Linked DNA regions of Homo sapiens: region 2 is linked to region 1. Evidence: chromatin contacts called from ENCODE Hi-C or POLR2A ChIA-PET data. All regions are on one chromosome and are shown on one strand. Each heading gives the region's core, a stretch centred on a gene start or an enhancer-like site at or near the end of the contact. The rest is flanking DNA. Distances are from core to core; before and after follow the strand shown. Region 1 has its middle 11 kb from the start of MIR1587. Region 2 has its middle 60 kb from the start of MIR1587.

The links. Hi-C counts contacts between places; a loop is a spot of excess contacts on that map. ChIA-PET counts read pairs that join two places held with the same protein, here RNA polymerase II (POLR2A). Pooled maps may share reads with other maps.
Region 2: a map of IMR-90 shows a loop between it and region 1 (10-fold over the local background). The contact joins two enhancer-like sites. A Hi-C loop is called at or near these places in 9 of 168 maps with a recorded cell type or tissue (IMR-90, Right ventricle myocardium inferior, Right ventricle myocardium superior and 5 more), 20 of 37 single-sample maps with no recorded cell type and 18 of 50 pooled maps. POLR2A ChIA-PET finds 5 or more read pairs at or near these places in 13 of 52 experiments (AG04449, AG04450, CD4-positive, alpha-beta T cell and 8 more).

The regions. Positions count from the first base shown.
Region 1 is chrX:39,846,942-39,850,023 of GRCh38, forward strand. No RefSeq gene overlaps it. Among named protein-coding and RNA genes, the nearest start is that of MIR1587, 11 kb to the left of the region's middle. Within about 2 kb of position 1,495, at least 3 of the 41 ENCODE cell types and tissues checked have a DNase peak (open chromatin) inside an H3K27ac peak, as active enhancers do; they include PC-3, where a contact is called at or near this core.
Region 2 is chrX:39,896,103-39,899,184 of GRCh38, forward strand. No RefSeq gene overlaps it. Among named protein-coding and RNA genes, the nearest start is that of MIR1587, 60 kb to the left of the region's middle. RefSeq lists an enhancer at 1,339-2,320. Within about 2 kb of position 1,554, at least 10 of the 41 ENCODE cell types and tissues checked have a DNase peak (open chromatin) inside an H3K27ac peak, as active enhancers do; they include PC-3, where a contact is called at or near this core.

The DNA.
Region 1 (3,082 bases), core at 245-2,744:
TTCCCGAGCACCCTTGCCTCTGTCTTTTTAATTTTAGCCATTCTAATGGATTCTAGGGCAACCTAACAAAGCCCACAAAGCCATCCACAGGAGCCAGAGTAAAAGTGCAGCTGTAATAACAAAAGTGTGGCCAGGTGCGATAGTTTACACCTATAATCCCAGTACTTTGAGAGGCCAAGGTGAGAGGATCAATTGAGACCAGGAGTTTGTGACCAACCTGAGCAACGTAGTGAGACCCTGTCTCTACAAAAAATATAAAAAGTAGCCAGGTGTGGGGGCATGTAACTGTAATCTCGGGAGGCTGAGACAGGAGGATTGCCTGAGCCCAGGAGTTTGAGGTTACAGTGAGCTGTGATCATGCCACTGCACTCTAGCTTAGGCGACAGAGCAAGATCAAGGAAAGGAAAGGAATGGAAAGGAGAAAGGAAAGGAGAGGAGAGGAGAGGGGAGGGGAGGGGAGGGGAGGGAAGAAAGGAAAAAGTGTAAGCAGTGGAAGGGAACTTGGAGACCCCCAGCCTTTGGCCTTCATGAGCTCTGAAACCAGGGAGCCAAGTATGCCTTGGAGCCACTCACAGTGGGCAGTAGGGGAGGTAGGTTGCTTCCCAGCAATGTTCTTTCTGCTCCACAGCTTGTTGGAGGGAAGAGGCCTCAACATGACCATCCCACAGGGAAAAAGAAAACACAGACAGGGAGACAGAGTTTGCATCATGAATGAGAATGACAGGAAAAAATGTATTTTATAGGAGACCCTCAACCCCTTCCCACACACACAGACATGCATGCATATGCACACACAGACACACACACACACACACACTCCCCTCCATGAGAGACATGGGACAGCAATTCCTTTGCAAAAGGTGGGGTGATGATGAAGAAGGAGAGAGGGATAAGAAGGGTTACTCAGCTGTCACATGGGGAGTTCAAAATGGTTTGGCTAAGGACTTACCAAGTTTTGGAGGGCATGCCCTGCACATGTTGTAAATTAGACACTAGAAGATGGGAAATCTGTCAAGGAAATAAATCCCGACCCCTACCTCGGTGAAGCTCCTGGTCTAATTTTCGATGGAAAATAAATAGTGCAACTCCGAAGTTGGAGATAATATAATGCCACCAGGACCTGGACACAGAGAGCTGCCTGTGTCAGGACTGACAGAGTGTGACAGGTTAATCCAGAGGGGCTTACCAGAGGAAGTCAGGAATCTGAAGGAGAGAAGCGCCCGGAATTAACCACGAGACAGAGGAAGCGCCCCACCATCCTAATAAGGATAGTGTCTTAACATGTTCTTCTGTTTGGTGCCGTTTCAGAGGGCCTTGTTAGCTGCAGTGTTCCCCTAAATCTCGGGGAAATGTTATTTCCTCCTCCAAAACACTAACTTATTTTTAAAATAATAAGGAAACTCCCAGTGATAAAGCAATCTATCTCTGTTACTAAAGTAAGTGTAGGAAGGTCCCTGCCAATGTTATCCCGTAGAGGTCAGGGTTAGTGGTAACGAACAGGGTGTGCTCTGAGGATGACGTCACCTGTTCCATCAATCACTTGGGAAGAAAACGTCTGGAAGTGGAAAGTGGCCCTACTGGTGTTCAGAAAGTGGACCTTAGCCAACTGAGAGAGAACATGGATCTAGATCTCTTGTGCCAGGACATCTTGAAGCTGGAATATATATATATATATATATATATTTTTAGACAGAGTCTTGCTCTGTTGCCCAGGCTGGAGTGCAGTGGCGTGATCTTGGCTCACTGCAACTTCCTCCTCCCAGGTTCAAGCGATTCTCCTGCCTCAGCCTCCCCAGTAGCTGGGATTACAGGCATGAGCCACTACTCCCAACTAATTTTTGTGTCTTTTTTTTTTTTTTTTACTAGAGATGGGGTTTTACCATGTTGGCCAGGCTGGTCTCGAACTCCTGACCTCAAGTGATCTGCCCACCTCGGCCTCCCAAAGTGCTGGGATCACAGGTGTGAGCCTTTAGGGGCACTCACCAGTGGTAGGGCTCAAAGTTAGCATCTGCTTGAGGAGAAGAGATGTCAGTTAGCCAGGAACTCGTAGCAGGAGGGACGTCAAACTGAAGATGAGTCAACTCTAAGTTGTGAGCCAAATGCTCCAGGTTCGTGTTTCTCTGTTTATTTTCTCTTTGTCCGCCTCCAAACTATTTATTAAAATGTGAGCTCCACGAAGGGCAAGGGCTTCATCTGTCTTGTTCACAGCTGTATCAGCAGCTAGAAATGTGCCTGGCACATGGCTCACTAAATATTTGGTGAACGGATGAATAACAAGACCTAATTGAATGCTCAGACCTTGGTTCAGCTGAGCTACTCAATAAATCTGGGAAGGCGACTACTACAAAACACAGAAGGCCTGATCAGGGGGTGGCAAAGAAACTCGAAGCACCTATGAAGCCGCTGTGACAGTCTCAGGGAGACCAGAGCGAGGAGCCCAGGGAAAAGGTGACTTCTCTAAAGTTTCAAGTGCCAGCCGTGTTTTCAGCCTGATATCGTTTGGATGTTTGTCCTCTCCAAATCTCATGTTGAAATGTGATCCCCACTGTTGGAGGTGGGGCCTGGTGGGAGGTGATTGGATCATGGGAATAGCCCCTCGTGAATGGTGTAGCGCCATCCCTTCAGTGATAAGTGAGTTCTCGCTCAGTTAGTTCATGCAAGATGTGGTTGCTTAGGCCAGGCAGGGTGGCTCACGCCTGTAATCCCAGCACTTTAGGAGGCCGAGGCGGGTGGATCACGATGTCAGGAGTTCGAGACTAGCCTGACCAACATGGTGAAACCCTGCCTCTACTAAAAATACAAAAATTAGCCGGGCATGGTGGCACGCGCCTGTAATCGCAGCTACTCAGGAGCCTGAGGCAGGAGAATCGCTTGAACCTGGGAGGTGGAGGTTGCAGTGAGCCGAGATCACGCTGCTGCACTCCAGCCTGGGCAACAGAGCAGGACTCCATCTAAAAAAAAAAAAAAATCTGGTTGTTTAAAAGTGTGTGGCTGCCTCCCCTCCCTCTCTCTTGCTCTCACTCTCAACATGTGAAACATTGGCTCCCCTTCGTCTTCCACCATGATTGTAAGCTCCCTGAGG
Region 2 (3,082 bases), core at 304-2,803, 49 kb after region 1:
AGGGGGGAAAGGTCTCCTTTAGAGGGGCAGGACTGGCCTCAGGCTGCAGGAAGGGTGTCTGGGGAGGATGCAATGGAGTTGAAGAAATTTCATGTGTGGTTGGGGGCAGGGGTTGCCCTACTGAAGGAGTCTATTATGTTTGGAATAATCTCTCAAAGCAAGGGGAAATAAAGTACAATCAGTGGAGGAAACCTCTGGAACAATTTAAGGGAAACTGGACAAAACCCCCCAGACTGTAATAAAATGGCATCTGGAGTCCTGCTGGTTCCCAAGGACTCTCTACCACAGGCTGGGGTCTCTGGAAGCAGACGCTGAGATGGATATTGGGGGTTAAGAGGAATTTGTGAGGGATCAGATCCTGTGAAAGGAAGTGGGGGGCAAGCAGGACTTGGCAGAGCGGGTAGTCAAGCTGGGATACAGGTCCAACAGAGTCTTGACTAACCTGGAGGAGAGAGTTCTGGAGTTCTGGAGAGTTCCCGGCCAAAATGGCAAGCCCTTTATTTATTTATTTATTTATTTATTTATTTATTTATTTATTTACTTTGAGATGGAGTCTCACTCTGTCGCCCAGGCTGGAGTGCAGTGGCGTGATCTCGGCTCACTGCAAGCTCCGCCTCCCGGGTTCATGCCATTCTCCTGCCTCAGCCTCCAGAGTAGCTGGGACTACAGGCGCCCGGCACCACATCCAGCTAATTTTTTGTATTTTCAGTAGAGACGGGGTTTCACAGTGTTAGCCAGGATGGTCTCCATCTCCTGACTTTGTGATCCGCCCGCCTCGGCCCCCCAAAGCGCTGGGATTACAGCGTGAGCCACCGTGCCCAGCAAAGGCAAGCCCTTTATAACAGGCCCCCCACCCCACTTCAGCACCAGATATGGGCCACCCCAGGAGAGTGTGGCCTTGGCCGAGGCATTCTTAAACGCCCAAGGCTTGACAGCTGGAGGCTGTCTGGAGACTACACAGCCTGCAGCTGGGCAGCCAGGCCTTCCACAAAGAGAGATCTGGGCGGTGCCCCTCCATGTCAGCCACTCCCTCTCCCCTCCCTCAATGTCTAGGCTTCTAGCACATCTGGACAGATCAATCTCTTTCTTTACCTCGGGGCCTGGTCGCCCCCTCACTGTTCCTCCGGAGGCTGATGCCTGTCTGGAACCTGGTCTGACCCTAGCCCAGCCTTGCGTTTTAGTTGGCCCAGGCCCACGGAGGAGAACGCTAGTCTGATTTCTCCATTGTGCTTTCCTCCTACACTCAGGCACTGAGTCCCGGGAACCAACGGCCATCACAGCTTGCGACTGCAGGGGGCCTCATGCTTCCGGCTTGTTTAAGGGTTGCTTCTGCAGGGCTGATCATTAGGCTTCATTGTGCCACCCACCAGGGCACTAGGCAGCCCAGGACGACCCTCGGACAAGCCCAACCACAGTTAAATAAGACAACCCAATCAGCACCACAAAATATCCATAGCTTGGCCCATCGGCTGTGGCGAACGTGTTCCTCTCCAGCCGCCAGCTCAGCCCCCCTTCCTCCCAAGAGTTGCCAGTGACCAGCTGTTACTTGTTCCCCAGCCATGTAGCTTCACCAGCAAAGAATCCAGGGCTCCGGCTCCACTCTCCAGCCTGGTGGTTGAAATAACCAGCACATTCTTCACATACCTGCCAGCTTCCCAACTTGCCTAGGCTGTTCAGCAGCCCGACTTCTCTCTCTGGATTAATATTAAGGGTCTTGAAGAGGAGCAGGACAGGTCTGGGGAAACGTGGGGACTGAGTAAACATTCGGGGCTAACCCCAGCCCTCACTTCCCCTCCTGACAGCTGGCCTAAACTCCCTGCTGCAAACCCCTTGAAGCTACTTCCCCTGGCACAAGTTATGGCCCAGAACGAAGTGTTGGGTGCTGAGCAGGGAAGCCAGGAGTGGCTTCCGGCTTACCTGGTAGTAGAAAAGGAATGCCTAGAGCACTTCTCTAAAACGATCTGGGGAGAAGTTGGGGGACAGTGTGGTACTCACTGTGGCTGTGCACATAAACGACACCAGCCAATGCGAGCCACATCAGGAGGGTGGTCTTGGTTGGAACCGCCCAGCCCACTCTTGCTTATAACTTGGGTCAGCAAGAAGCTGTGGGCTTCCAGGGGTGGAATCCTAGAGGAGACCTCCTACAGGCCTACTTAACCCCCATTACATTCATTCCCTAATATACTTTTCACCTTCAGCAAATAGTGCAAATTTGAATTTTTACTCACTGATCAAATATTTACCCTGTGAGCTGCCAGTCTGGCTGAGCTTGACTTCCACAATTCTCCACATTTGTATTAGATGAATTAGCATTTTATTGTTGGCAGATTCGACAGTGAGATAAGGAAGACCAGAGGTAGCAGCCCAAGAGATTCTCCATGAAGAGTATGTTCAGTTTAGTCTTTTGTCTTAGTGTAAGTGACAGGTCTCCCAAACAATCCATCAGATATTTTAAAACATTGTTTTGGAAGGTATGAAAGATAATTGCTCACAAAGAACAACAACTTTCTGTACTTCTCATCTTCGTGACACACACCTTCAAAATCTGTTACCTGGGAACGTGGGTTTAAGGAGTGTTTCATTGTTTCGTTCTGTTTTGTTGCCACAGAAGCTTGAGCAAATCAAGTCACCTCTCTGAGCCTCAGCTTCCTTATTGGCATAATGGGCACAGTAACATTACCCCTTTCAGAAGGCTGTTGTGAGGGTCAAAATAAATATTAGAGATGACCAACACTGTAAAATATAAAGCACTACATGAAGAATTGTATAAGACTAGAAACTGAGGCCATTTTAAAACATGGTCCCCAAAGTCTTTAACACTCCTCCCATCAAGAACTGGGGTCTATGTCCCCTCTCCTTGAATCTGAGTGGGCTCATGACTGCTTCAACCCATACAGTATAGCATGAATGACACTGTGTGGCTTCCAAAGCTGTGTCAGAAAGGTGCATGCAACTTTCACCTAGTTCTCGTAGCACAGTTGCTATGGGGGAAGCCAGTCGCCACATAAGAAATCCAGCCTTCCTGAGACTGCTGTACTGAGGAGGCCGCGCACAGAGGCTCCGGGTGACAACTCCTCCCCAC